2 separate regions of the Homo sapiens genome follow, and region 1 is linked to region 2. Evidence: chromatin loops called from intact Hi-C (ENCODE). Cell type or tissue: Caco-2. All regions are shown on one strand. Each heading gives the region's core, and the rest is flanking DNA. Links, peaks and the distances in the headings are about the cores only.

Region 1 (7,737 bases), core at 1,890-6,889, 290 kb after region 2:
CATATTTAGGGGTAGGGGAGAATGATTTACGTTCTTTATTCCTTCTCTTTCCAGTTAGAACCGCTGATATTTCTGGATCATGGTACAAAATTTTCAATTTTATTTTCAAAATCAAGTTACAGAGAACAGTCTGTCCTGGGGGAAACAAAACAAACTTCTATTTTAAAAGGAACTCTAATGATAAAATCAAAAGTAAAGGATAGCCAGAAGTCAAAAATCATTTTTATATAAAATATTTCTATTTTAAAAAATACAGCATGTTGTACTCTATTTTAATTATATGTAAAATAACTGCAAGTTAGCTAGGGAGGAGACCTGGGCCAGACCAAGAAATAACGTTAGGTATGTTCCAACACAGAGATAAATGGGAAACCACATGTCAAATAAGTAGTAAAGATTATAAAAGATTATTTTATGTTGATGTCTAACATTTTGAGAATCCTATTCCCACTTCTACCACTTATTACCTGTATAACCTTAGGCAGGTTAATTAACTTCAGTTTCCTCATCTTCAAATGGGTATAACAGTATCTACCTCATAATGAGAGATAATGCATGTAAATCACTCAATACAATGCCTGGTACATGACAAAAAAAGTTATATATTATTTATATTTTGTATATATTATATATTTATACTTATATATTATAAATGTTTATATTTATTTAAGTTAATAAATACTAATCCTTATTTTTTCAACTATTTCCCCCAATGTTTGCTTGCAAGTGCTTTTATTATCAAAGTAAACACATTCAACTACATGTTTTCAGAAGCTATCATTTTTTGTTATTATTGATTACATATCTCTTTTACCTGAATGATATCACGTTTGGGACTCTGGTACTGCTAGTTCTATGAAGGCATAAAAGATACTTTGTATTTTTTCTTTTGGAGAAAAATATATGAATATGGATCCCTGCTTAGCAATTAATGTTTCTACCTATGAAACTTTGACCACAAAAAGGCATATACAATTTTGGTGTTGATTGCTGAATACTAATATGTGACTTACGATGAACGAGTGTAACAGAGAGTGTACATATCTACAAACAAATAGGACACGTGTCCTTCAAGAGGTGTTTTTCACCATTTAAATGTCAGATATCCTCACAAATTCCATTTTCATTTTCAAGATAATAAAAATGAAACATTCCTGTTGTGCTCTGCAAGCTTCTTCACTATTGTCTAACTTTAAAATGTATATATTTTTCAGGCACTAAAAGTCATATATAGTTCCAATGGGGTAAATGTAAGAAATCTGACTCCAGCAACATTTAATGGCATCTAAAGAATCGTTGGTGGCCCCCTTCCATAAGACCAGTCTAGCATAGTAGTTAAGCACATAGGCAGTGCGGTGGAGCTGAAGTGCCTAGGTTCAAATCCCCTATCAGCTTTGTGACTTTACAGATAAGTATTACCTGTCACACATGATTTTTTTGAGGACGCAATGAATTAATGTACATCAAGTATTCAGAAGACCATTTGGCACATAAAAGGTAGCCATGTAAGTTACCATATATTTAGCTATTTTAGTATATAACATATATAGTGACACTATTAAAAGTATTTTTCTCTTTTTATCATTTCCTTTTCCTTCCACCTTCTCACCATTCCCCTCAAGGACTCTACCTTTTCTTCTGCTCCATCCCCCAGCCCCACTTTTATGAACATCTATCTTCTTTCCCTTTGGGGCTTATCCATGCTACTTAATGATAAATATGGCCCTATCTAATTAGCCCCACTGGAGTTAGGGAATACTACCGACCTTACAGATTCCTGTTCTCAGTGTGTTGTGAGAAAAAAGCAGGCCTCTCTCCAAGTTCTTCTAAGGGACTCTATTTGTTAAAAACAACAGGAGAACTCTTGGCATTCTTTGCAATATGAGAAAGCAAATAAAAATAGGAACATTTTTTATCAACCTATAAGCTCTTAGAGTCATTCATAGTTAGTTTCCTATGTGTAGCTATACAGAAGTGATGAAAGACTGATTCCTTCTGTGCACCATAACCTCATTAGGTAGAATTTTAAAGATACGAAAAATACATATATATACAAATTGGGATTTCATAGCATAAAAACAAGACTAAGGGAAACTCCTACGATTCTGAATTTTACTTTTTTTTACAATTTAATTGGAAAAGAAGATGGTTGGTAGGAGAATAAAAATTCATTGTGAAATGTCTCCTATTTATAGCAGTAGAACAAAGTTCTGATTGGTGGCAAAAGGTTATCAATATTGAGCCACTTACTTTAACAAATGCACAGTATAAAAAAAAAAAGTTTGTGCTACCCTCGCAAAATACTTCCAAAGTTGTAATTCCTAGGAGCCATTTTCCGCCACGGAAGCAGTACTGCAGACAATTTACCATCAAGCTGACTCAGTGCCCCTCAATGAAACAGCACAATGTAAAGTACAGCTCATCCATGCACAGGAATATGTATAAGTACATCAATAAAAATGGAGCACACCTACTGCTTGCCATCTTGCTGCCATTTGGCATTTTTCCCATTTGTTACTGGTTATCAAAACTATGACAAACTGTAGATCTATGTCCTTGGCACTTTAGTACTTGGGAAGCTATAACACTTCCTAGGGAAAGAGCCAGAGGAAAAAAGTTAGCCCGTCTATTCACTGACAACAAAGGCTTCCAACAAAAAGAAATTTTGCTCCTTGTAGAAATATATAATCACTGGGTAAAAAACAAAGTATTAAAAATGTATGGGGTGAAAACACAACAAAATAAACCACAAAATAACATCCTGGATGTAAATCTGTGACGCTTAGTTGACAAAAAAGAATCATTAAGGTGCTTATTCAAAAAATAGCAATTATGTGTATCAAACAATGAGTAGTATCAAACCATCAATAAGACTCAGTAGGTGATATCTTGCCTACACAGAAGTCCAGGTAAAAGTATAAGTTTTATCCTTTTACCTGCAAACATACAATTCTTTCAGCACAAATAATTTCAAGACAGAAGAAAGGCTCTCAATATTTTGAATATTCTAGGCCTGAATGCTATTTTCCAGGAATGAAATTACTTTAGACTAGGTAAACAACTTTGAAGATAGCAAGGCTACCCACAGTCAAATATAATTACTTTGACTACCATTTCTAGGACTTTGTGGCATAATAAGCTTTCAGTAGTGGGCTGATCCTCCCACTTGTGATAAAAATAAAGTATATGCATTCAAGTAACCATACAGTAAAGAAATCACTTACAATATGTACTTATATCAACAGAATTACTATTTAAAACCAATCAAATTGTCAACATTTAAAAGAACTACAATGAAAATTTCTTCTAAAATTTTTCTGTCCCAATTTGGGGATGAAAATTGAAACAAGGACACATTAAGAGTAAAATTAATGTGGTTTATATCATTGTAGTTCTTGGAAGCTTTCTGAAACATTAAGTAATACATTGCTGATTTCCATACTCTTTTTAACCTTTTAAAAAATTGACATATAATAACTATACATATTTATGGGGTACATAGTGATGTTTTGATGCATACAATGCATACTGATCAGATCAGGGTAATCAGCATATCCATCTTGGTGAATGGCTTGATTTTTTTTTTTTTTTTTTTTTTTTGAGATAAAGACTTGCTCTGTCGCCCAGGCTGGAGTGCAGTGGCACCATCTCTGCTCACTGCAACCTCCGCCTCCCAGGTTCAAGTGATTCTCATGCCTCAGGCTCAGGACTACAGGTGCCCACCACCACACCAGGCTAATTTTTGTACCCTTCATAGAGGCGGGTTTCACCATATTGGTCAGGCTGGTCTCGAATCCTGACCTCAAATGATCCACCTACCTCGGCCTCCCAAAGTGCTGGGATTACAGGTGTGGGCCACCATGCCCAGCCAATGGCTTGCTCTTAACAAGTGAAAAGTAATTCCTGAATTAGGTTAGATAACCTATAAGTTCTCTTCTATCTCTAGGACTATTTGATTCCACTTAGTTAAATATAAATTTGAGTAATTTCTAACATACTTCTGGGACTATGTTAAACTCAGGTAATTAAGGCACCATTTTGCATTCAAGTGATGTCATAAAATATCTAAATAGTACTCAAGCAGCCTGAAGGAGTTAATGTTATTTAACAAAGACTCATATAGTGCTTACTCTATGCCCAGCATTGTTGTAAGTGCATTATAAATATTAACTCATTTATAGTTATTTTCAGTATATTTACTAAGTTCTTATGATTCTTAAAGATTATGTGAACATTTACTAGTGAACTAAAGTACACAGCTACAGTCACGTGCTCTTTGAAATTAAAATTATTCATTCTAACAATTAGGATTATCTGACAATAACATGAATCTGGTCAGTTAACTCTCCTAACTGAAATCCTTTGACTGCCTTCAGGACAAATTCCAAATTCCTCAGCAAGTCATGAAAGTGCCACAGCATCTACTCTTTGCTTTCCTGTTTTATCTTATCTGTCCCTGAAATCTTTACTATTTGCAATTAACAAAAACATACCCTGATTCCCATGTACCTATGTACTTACTGCCTCTTTGGTTGGATATGCTCACCCTTCCTTTTAATGCAGCAATTCCAAACTCACCCTTGAAACACGGCTTCCCCAGAGATCCCACCCTGACTGCTCACCTGGGTTAAGTACTAGCCTTCTCTGCCTCCGCTGGCCTCTGTGATCACCTCCAGAAAATCACAAGGCAAAGTATAACTGTTTATTCACCCACTCATCTTCCACGTCTTTAAGAATTCCTTAAAAGAAAACTGTGTCTTTTATCTCTAAATGCCCACAGTCTTGCATAAAAATTGGTACAGAGTAGGAGCACAAATAAATAAATGCCTTTTAGGCCAGCCGCGGTGGTTCACGCCTGTAATCCCAGCACTTTGGGATGCCAAGGTGGGCGGATCACAAGGTCAGGAGATTGAGACCATCCTGGCTAACATGGTGAAACCCTGTCTCTACTAAAAATACAAAAAATTAGCCAGGTGTGGTGGCACGCGCCTGTAGTCCCAGCTACTTGGGAGGCTGAGGCAGGAGAATCGCTTGAACCAGGGAGGTGGACCTTGCCATGAGTTGAGATTGTGCCGCTGCACTCCATCCAGCCTGGGCAAGAGAGTGAGACTCCATCTCAAAAGAAAAAAATAAATAAAATAAATAAATAAATGCCTTTTAAAGAAACAAATCAACAAATCTATATAAGCTTTTTGAGTTCACAGAAAATCACCCTGATTTTATTTATGAAGTAGAAAGGAAGTTGATAAACATATCTATGGGTGGCCAGGCATGGTGGCTCATGTTTGTAATCCCAGCACTTTGGGTGGCCGAGGTGGGAGGATCACTTGAGGTCAGGAGTTCTAGACCAGCCTGGCCAAAATGGTGAAACCCTGTCTCTACTAAGAATACAAAAATTAGCTGGGCATGGTGGTGGGTGCCTGTAATCCCAGTTATTCAGGTGGCTGAGACAGGAATATCGCTTGAACCCAGGAGGTGGAGGTTGCAATAAGCTGAGATCACGCCATTGCACTCCAGCCTGGGTGACAGAGCAAGACTCCATCTCACAAAAAAAAAAAAAAAAAAAAAAAAAAATCTATGGGTATCTAAAATTAAAATGCCATAAATTAGAACTATTTAAGTATTAGAGAAATAACAAGGGCCATAAAAAATCAACTTATGTTTTTCAATCCAATGATTGCTCTTAGGGAAACTAGAAATGCCAATAGTGCAAGAAAACTCCTCTGTTTCCTAACTGTAGGAAAAGTTGGCCTAAGATAAACAGGTCTTTAAAATTTTGTCAGATTTGGTCCTAGTTGTCAATGATTTCCACCTGTAGTTTAAGCAGCATGGTAAAGTGCAGTGGCTCCCAAGTGATAGAGACATCAACATGTACTATGTGTACCTTACTATGTACACATATCCCAGGCACTGGGATAACGTTTTGTAATAATTACTATAAGATGGTATCATTGCTTTCATTTCTGACTTGAATTAATCATCTATTCATACTTTTAAACCTAAATCCTACCAATTCATTCATACTTCACCAAAAACCAGTCATTCTTCTCTATTGTGATGTTTATTGCTATAGGGAGTAGAAGCTCTATGAACCCAAAATAGCTTTCCACCCCAAGTCAAGACTCCTGTGAATCAAAAAACTGCACAAGTGGTGCTCCATAAATGGGGAGAAAAGGAGGACTGACCTCCTCCACTTTTCAAAAGTGGTGGTCTTTCACCAACACAGAAAAGGCAAGAGGTACCCAAAGACATTTCCAGCATGAGTCAGAGATTCTGTGAGTTTCCAGGTTCAATCCTGTCATTTTCTTTTTCTGTATCTCTTCTTCCCTCAGTCTCTCTTCCTCTCCTAGAAAGTCTTTGTGAATTGTTTTAAAGCACTGGCTACAACAGCAAAATCTTGACTCTGAGCAACTCTACAAGATGAAAGACTCCATGTCTTCACTGAAAAAATTGCAAGGGGAAAAAAAAGAAATAGAGGGGAAAGAACCACACATTAAAAGACCTTTTAGAAAACAGAAAAACAGGCTAGGCCCCCACAACTCACACCTGTAATCCCAGCATTTTGGGAGGCCGAGGCCAGCAGATGATTTGAGCCCAGGAGTTCAAGGCCAGCCTGCGCAACATGGTGAAATCCCATCTTTACAAAAACAAATTTTTAATTAGCCAGATAAGGTGGCACATGCCTGTAATCCAAGCTACTCAGGAAGCTGAGGTGGAAGGATCACTGGGGCCCAAGAGGTCAAGGCTGCTGTGAGCCATAATCGTGCTACTGCACTCCTGTCTGGGTGACAGAGTGAGACCCTGTCACAAAAAATAAATAAATAAACTAATTGCAATCTACAGACATTATCTGGGTCCTGGTCCAGACAAACTTACTTAAATATATACTCTAAATATACTCTCTCTCTCTATATATATATATATAATATATATACACACACATATAAACATTCACACACATACATATACATATATACATACATATTTACGAGAACTGGAAATTTGAAAAACAGGATATTTGATAGTAGTAAGAAATTACTCCTAATTTTTGAAAATACAGTAACATGGTTGCATTTTTAAAAGAATCCTTACTGTTTAGTGGTAAATTCCTATAATTTTTATGAATGAAATGATATGATTTGCTTCAATACAATATAGAGAGGGAAAGGAAATAGAAAAAGAAATACGTAGGGTATAGACAAAACAAGATTGGCCATGAGTTGCTAATTGTTGGAGCTGGGGGTTCATTAATTTATCCTACTCTTTTGTGTTTGAAATTTTTTATAATAAAAGGTTGCAAATGGTGTGAAAATATCCTTCCACAGAAATAATCTTAATTAATTGAAAAATACGATGACATAGGGAAACTATGGCCCCTGCTTCTTCAGTTTTACCATTGAAACGAGTCAAAATGGAAAAGGAAAATAGGCATTTACCAACCATTAATTCACATAAAAGAATCCATCATTAAAAGCTTAACATATTGGGATTTTCTACTAAAATAATCTTTGATGGATATTATGTAGCCCTTTAAGCTAATTTCCCACCTTCTATTAACAAAATGTTAACAGTACCAACTACTTGGCTACAAATACAGATTTAAGTAATATTTTCTATTTTTACATATTTCACACATACAGATAAGTTAGTATAATTATCACATCATCAAGATATATCTTAAAGCACTGATGAATATATTTATACATGTGAAAAGGTTTGGCTTGCCATTGCTTCAGT
Region 2 (7,737 bases), core at 1,808-6,807:
AACCTTTTGAAACTTTATCTGTAAAATCAAATAGCAGTTTACTAATTCCAGCCTAAATCATGATGGTTTTTAAAAGTAGGGTGTATGAACCTTTCTAAAGTGTGGCATCAAACCGCTGGTTAGGTAGTTGTGGTCAGGTATGAATATGCGTGGATATAGGTTTGTAGGCGAGGGTGGGTATGTATGGGTGAAGGTGTGCATGTATATGCAGGATTGTAGAAGGGGGTAGGTGAGGGTGGGTAGGGCAGAGGTGTCTCTGTGTGCGTGCATGTGTGTGGGACTATAGATAAAGGTTGGTATGGGCGTGTGAGGGTAAGGCTCAGTGTGGGAATGCAGAAGTATAAGAAGAATGAGTACTGAGGGCAGGTTGTACACGTGAATGTGGGTGGATACCAGATTGTAGGTGATGGTGGATGCAAGTAGGGCAAGAGGGAAAGGGTGTGTGTGTGTGTGTGTGTGTGTGTGTGTGTGCGTGTGTGTGTGTTTTGGGTTATAAGTGAGAGGGTGGTGGGGCAAAGCACAGAGTAGGCCAATGACAGGATTATTCTATCAAAAACATTCTCCATTTTACTGATTTATATTTTACACGTAGGATATAAACCCACTGTTAGAGATGTTGCAAATATTTTTTCTAGTCTGTCATTTATCTTTTAATTGTGTTAAGGGCAGAACTGTGTTAATGTAACAAATCTTATTTATTTGTTTCAATTAATAGTACTCCTCTTTTAATGTTCAATGTAAAAAATACTACAAATTACACATACGGAATAATAAAGAAAAATTGCACATAAACTCAAAACCCAGTGATAATCTTAACAACTCAGTCTACAATTCAAGTCTATAGAGGAAGATACATGCAATGATGTCATTGCACATAACTGTGTACCTCTCTATGTATGGACCTAAATGCTCTAATATTCTACTGATGATAGGATAAATCAGTTACTAACTTCCTGGGAGGCGATTTGCAATAGCTATCCAGAATTTCTCAAAAACCTTAATCTCAAAAACAGTAAATCTAGTTTTAAGAATATGTCCAAGAAAGCAATTCAAGATGTGAGCAAAATTTAAACTATGATCTTTTTATTTCAGCATTGTGTGTAATAATAAAAATTTAGTTAAAATCTAAATAATTTGGTATTGATTAACTAAAGTGTAAAAGGCTCATATGATTGAATACTCTGCAGCCATAAAAATAGTATGGACAAAGAATATATAATGAAATTAAAATATACTTACATTTTGCAGTATTTATGTTTTAGTCAAATTACTTTCAGTAATAAGCAGTCTTCTGCACCCAGTGAATAGGAGTTTTAATGAGGCATGATGGTGATATTAAAGCTCAAGGGCTTTTCAAAGAAAGCTGAACTGGAAACAGGGACTTTGGACAGTCACAGAGTCACAGGAGGAACATTTAAGCACTTGCGATAGCTGCTTCCAGAACCTGGAAGATAGGAGCATGTGAAGGGCCTAAAGATTATCTTTTGAAATTTTTCCTAAATTACCTTTTGAAATACTTCCTAGATGTGCTTGAAAATCTCTATCCACAGCCTGAAGCCAAGATATATTTCCCTAAGTCACTGAGTTCAAATGACACTTTCTTGCCCTTTAGTGGTGTGCTGGTAAATGTTTAACAAGTAGCTTTCCAAGATGGGGCAGGGTGGGACCTTATATGTACGTATATATGTACGTAAGGTAATTGTAAATTTAACTGACATAAAGGGTGTTGTCTTAGTTCAGGCTGCTATAATAAAATGTCATAAACCAGGTGGCTTATACACAACAGAAATTTATTTCTCAAAGTCTGAAAGCTGCAGAATCCAAGATCAAGGCAGATTCAGTGTCTGGTGAAGACCCGCTTTCTGGTTCATAGATGGCATCTTCTAGCTGTGTCCTCATATGATGAAAGGACAAGGCTGCTCTCTGGGGCACTAGTCCATTCGTGAGAACTCCACTAATTTACATTTCCCTGATGATTAGTGATGTTGAGCATTTTAAACTATACCCATTTGGCCATTTGTATGTCTTCTTTCGAGAAGTGTCTATTCATGTCTTTTGCCTACTTTTTAATGAGATTATTTGTTTTTTTCTTGTTGAATAGTTTGAGTTCCTTGTATATTCTGGATATTAGTCCCATGTTGGATGAATAATTTTTGTAAATATTTTCTCCCATTCAACAAGTTGTCTCATTACTCTGTTGATTGTTTCCTTTGCTGAAAGTTTGACTATAACATGTCATGAAGAAGATTCTCTTGAATTGTATCTATTTGGGGATTTCTGAACTTTTTGTATCTGGATATCTAAATCTGTTGCTAGACTTGGGAAGTTTTCAGCTATTATTTCATTAAATAGGTTTTCTATTCCTTTGGTCCTCTCTTCACCTTCTGGAACACTGAAAACTTGAATATTTGATCACTTTATGGTGTCCCTTATGCTCTGTTCATTCTTTTTATTTTTTTCTTTATTTTTGTCTGACTGGATTATTTCAAAAGATCTGTTTTCAAGTTCTGAAGGTCTTTTTTCTGCTTGATATAATCCATTGTTGAAGCTCTTGAATGTACTTTTTACTTCATTCAATAAAATAAAATCCAGGATTTCTGTTTGGTTACCATGATATCTCTCTTTGGTAAACTTTTCACTCATGTCCCTAATTATTTCCCTGATTTCATTATATTGTTTATTTGGGTCTTCTTATGTCTCACTGAACTTCTCTAGTATCATTATTTTGAATTATTTTTCAAGGATTTTTATAAATTTCTTTCTCATTGAAATCTGTTGCTGGATAATTAGTGTGTTTCTTTGTAGATGTCATATTTCTGGGAAAATATTTCCTTAACTGTTCATGCAATTCACAATGTAAAGGCTGTAGATACAACACACTTTTTAAAATTTTTTTTTTTGAGATGGAGTCTTGCTCTGCCGCCCGGGCTGGAGTGCAGTGGTGCAATCTTGGCTCACTGCAACCTCCGCCTCCCGGGTTCATGCCATTCTCCTGCCTCAGCCTCCCAAGTAGCTGGGACTACAGGCGCCCGCCACCATGCCCAGCTAATTTTTTGTATTTTTAGTAGAGATGGGATTTCACCGTGTTAGCCAGGATGGTCTTGATCTCCTGACCTCGTGATTCGCCCGTCTCGGCTTCCCAAAGTGCTGGGATTACAGGTGTGAGCCACCGTGCCCGGCCACAACACACTTTTAACTTTAAACCTTATTAACATATTCTCCAAAATGCCACCTCCAAATCTAGAGTACACAATTAAAAAAAAAATAAATAAATAAATAAAAATAAATGAGTCTTTTGTTTGTAGTGCAAACTGATTTCCAGGGTGTAAATATTCCCAACATAGTGGAATAAACTACTAACTTTTCGCAAATTCAAACTACTAACATGGTATGACTGAGTCTGGAATTGAGAATTAACATCCAACAGCACAAAATTACATACTACCCATATAGAAAAATCATTAAAAATTGATGCATTTGGAGTATTTATTATCTTGATTTTCAGTAAGTTAAAAAATTTCTAATTATACGATTGGCAGTGTTTAAAAATAGGCTGGAAAAGGCCAGGCACCGTGGCTCACGCCTGTAATCCCAGCACTTTGGGAGGCCGAGGTGGGTGGATCATGAGGTCAGGAGTTCAAGACCAGCCTGGCCAAGATGGTGAAACCCTGTCTCTACTAAAAACACGAAAATTAGCTGGGCGTGGTGGGAAGTGCCTGCAATCCCGGCTATTCAGGAGGCTGAGGCAGAGAATTGCCTGAACTGGGGAGGCAGAGGTCGCAGTGAGCTGAGATTGCGCCACTGCACTCCAGCCTAGGAGACAGGGCGAGACTCTCTCAAAAAAAAAAAAAAAAAGGCTGGAAAAATGCCTGAAAATAGGCTCACTGGCCAGTATGAGCCAGCTCCCACATATGACTGTTCCAACACAAAGCCCTGCAGGTCTTCAGAATTCTCAGACAGAGATAATAATCCTGAAGGAATGTCAAATATTTACCTGTATGTGTGTTTAATACTGTTGTTATTGGTTCCTAGCTGCCTTAGATAGGTCATTCTTTGTAACAATGAAATAAACATATTTCATAGAGGGCCTCTATAGGGCTAATTGGAAATCTGCCTACACTGTTGAGTAATGTTTATAGTTGGTTACTGATTTCCAGAGGTCAAGAGGGCAATGTGATTCATCTGCTATTACAGTTTATACTTCTTGATTCTTCTATTTGGCCACTCTGCAAGAAGGCAATCCTCTAAGGATCACCAGCTTCTACCTATAAGACTTCAACTCAAGATGCAGGCAAGTAAATGATATGTATATAATATTAGACTATTCCATGCAGCTCCAATGTTCTAATTCTACTAATCAGGAATAAGAAAGTTCCTAATCTTTGTAGTTCTACTGATCCATGGGTTTCCAAGCTGAGAATCAATTAATCCAGGTTCCTTTCTCAGCTTTGCCACTGATTTCCCAGCTATGGAAAAGAGGCAAGTAACTACTGAAAAATAATTATATAAAGTAAGAGATATCTTATTTTAATTAAGAAGCTCCCAATTTACATGTAGCTGACTTATATATATGCTTCATGGAATTTTGGCATTCTGGAAATATCTACTGTACCTAGGCACCTAGGACTCAAGAACAGTCATTCTTCCTTCCCCAGAGCTGCAATATGAATAATTGGGAATTTTTCTTCCCAAATTCCCTCCTCTCCCAGCTTATTGAACAGATGGAGATTGTATTATCTTCCCCTCCTCTCTCCACAAGTCTGGCTTCTCTATTTATCTCTGGTTCTGTGTAAACTTTGCGACATCAAGATTGGCTGGATAAAGGGACTGAGATGCGAATGGGGATGGGCAATAACCAAGCCCTAGGTGCTCTTGGGTTCCTACCCTGCTCTACCCCGGCTCCAGGACTGCTTCTCTTTAGGAGAACAATGAAGGCTTTAAAGAACTTTCGAGGGCTTGCCTGAGAACCAGTCATAAAGTGACCTTTATGAAAAAATAGACCTAGGTTGCAAAAATTAGCTTTTAGAATTAACACCCCCATAATATACTAGTCCAATGTTCTTAGGAAGAGTCATCCTAAGAGAACACTGGTGCTGAACACAGGTGATTTTCTACCTGAGCATACAGGTCCAGTATTCAATATTCTGCTTTCTATGTGGTCCCAGACATGGTAATGGTCACAAGTAAAAGATGTAGAGACTTGATAATCAGTACAAGCCTCAGACAAAAACTAATTACAGCCAGTTCTTGCATTCATTTCTTGACCTCCCTTTAGCTACCCCTTTAGCCATGCATATTTACATCTTGTTCATCAAAAAATAATTATCTGCACTAAAATGAACTCTTATCATTGATAGTAATAGCATTACCTAGATGTACATTATTTTAGACAATTGCTTTAAATTTAATATTCTGATTTCTGAAACACATTCTGTTCAGGAAAAGAAAAAACAATGTCTCCAAATTCTTGATCCAATAGAAATTGCATAATCTTAAAAGGAAGAGTCCTGAGAGAATAGCGTGAGGTTGAGAAAAGATCTGAAGTGACAAGATAAGCAATTAATACTGGAATTGCTATTAGTCTGGTAACCTTCAGCAAGTCAGAGTCTCAGTTTCCTCATCTTGTAAAGTAGAAATAATCTAACTGGCATGGCTGGGTAAAGTTTAAGTAGGCCATCAGAAAATACTTTGTAGTCCATAGAGCATTAACTCATCCAGGCCCCTACTCAAAGTACAAAACTGCCCTTTAGCATCACTGACAGCCTCTTCTTGATCACTTCTAGTGATGGGGAACTCATCTTTGGAAGGTCATTTTTGACAGCCCTAATGATAAGAAAGTATATATATAAAGTGTGTGTGTGTTTGTAAAAATACACACATATATTTACATATGTACAATGATATACATACATACACATATATGTATATAGGCATATATATTTAGCCATAATAAATTCCTCCAACATCAGCTTCCTGGTTAATCCTGATCATCAACTCCAGCTCAGAGCTTCATTAAGGGAAGGAACAGGTCAGTGAGAATCTATTCTGTAGGAACAGGAACATGGGAACGTTTGTCACAGAGCTGATGACTGCCCTTGCTGTGTTTTGTTAATAACTGATTTATCTTGCTTATCATGCCTATTCCAGGCAAGTAGAATGAGTTTGCTTTCTCTGAGTTCCAGGGAGGAGGAAGCCAACACAGATGAAAGGGTCCCTGTGCTGTTCAAGAGGGTAGCACTAGCCACACAGCTATTCCATTTTAAATTAAACTAAATTAAAATTTTAGTTCCTCATTTCACAGGCTCAATAGCCATATGTGATTAGTTATTGTGTGGCATAGTTATCAAACATTTCTATTGTAGCAGAAGTTGTTTGAAGAGCTGTGGTTGATGATTCATTACCATCTACAATATGCCAGGGACCAGTTAAACTCTACATGCAAGCACTAAAACATCAATAGTGGAAGTTTTCTATCCCTTGAAAAAATTACATAATAGCATGATTAACTGAGCTCTTACTCCGGACAGTTCAAGAAAAAGGGTGGCTTTTATTCCCAAATGAACATCATAGGCTTCACACTCTTTCCCAACAATCTTAAGAAAGTGGAGATACTATTAATTGGTTACCTATGTTGTTATCAAATGCTCATTTCCACTTACATTTGGAGATCTGAGCTTCTCTCTAAGGCAGAGGTCTTTAAATCATGAGGTGCCACACCCAGATCAGAACTAAACAAAAATTGAAACTTTAAATTGGCAAATGTCATTGCTCATTTCTTCCTAACAAGTGAAGACCTATGGTTAATTCAACTGCAGGTATGGTGAAATAACTACAGTTACTTAGTTAGACACTATTTCTTTCACCACTTATCTGAGCGAAGAAGTCCAGGTTGGATACTATATGTAGAGCTTTATATTAACTTTTCTCCAGGAATAAGAAAGTGTCCACACTGCCGTTTGTCTTGAAAACATAATTAGGGAAGGTGTACCACAAAAGAATGGGATTCTCTCTGAGAGCATGTTTATCTACTGTCACAGCTTTAATTGGGAAGGGTGAAATATCTACATCTGGCTAGGTCTGCTCTTCAAGAGCTGGGGCCAGATATTTGCCATCTCTCAGCCTTGGTCTTTTCTTCTGTAAACAGCAGGATTGGAGTATATGATCAGAAAGGTTTCTGTAATTCCAATGACTTCCCAAAATAACCATGACCTGCATCCTATCTATAAACCTCACATAGTTCTCTCCCTAACCCATGCTGTTGTCACAACCCTCCTACAGTCTTTTTTTTAGGACTTAGTAAATCGTTCTGACAAATAACTGTATTCTACCCATAGGCTTTATCTTACAGTCAGCAAATCATTTGCTAAAGTGCTAAACTGCCAGAGTCATAAGCCCGCATTCTGGAGGGGCTTCCAGCAGTGGTTGGTAAACTACTGCCCAAAGGCCAAATCTGACCCACCTCCTATTTCTGTACATCCAAGAGCTCAGAATAATATTTACATTTTTAAATGGTTGGAAAAATAAAATTAAGCATAATATTTCATGTCATATGAAATTCAAATTTCAGTGTCTATAAATAAAGTTGCATTGGAACCCAGCGACATCCATTCATTTATCTATTGTCTATGGATACTTGTGGCCTACACAGCAGAGTTGAGTGGTATTTGGCCATACCACTATGACTACATAGTCTACATACCACTATGTATGTAGACTCTCTCATACAGAGACTGTATG

Evidence for each region. A loop is a pair of places that touch in the nucleus more often than their neighbours do. Peaks named below come from ENCODE experiments on the same cell type or tissue, not always from the same donor. Only the 100,000 strongest peaks of a DNase experiment are listed, where the experiment ranks them.
Region 1: a loop joins it to region 2, with 16 times the contacts of the local background. A loop is called at or near these places in 13 of 110 quality-filtered maps.

Annotation. Positions count from the first base shown.
Region 1 is chr7:87,936,045-87,943,781 of GRCh38, reverse strand. All of the region lies in intron 2 of ADAM22 (ADAM metallopeptidase domain 22), which reads right to left. Among named protein-coding and RNA genes, the nearest start is that of ADAM22, 5.7 kb to the right of the region's middle. In Caco-2, for the core only: no CTCF peak of the experiment used is centred there; no DNase peak of the experiment used is centred there.
Region 2 is chr7:88,223,463-88,231,199 of GRCh38, reverse strand. It overlaps SRI-AS1 (SRI antisense RNA 1), which reads right to left. Exons shown (of 3, transcript NR_120517.1): 3 at 1,432-1,444. It also overlaps a transcript of SRI not described here. Among named protein-coding and RNA genes, the nearest start is that of SRI, 7.3 kb to the right of the region's middle. RefSeq lists an enhancer at 3,932-4,226. In Caco-2, for the core only: no CTCF peak of the experiment used is centred there; a DNase peak (open chromatin) is centred at 3,819.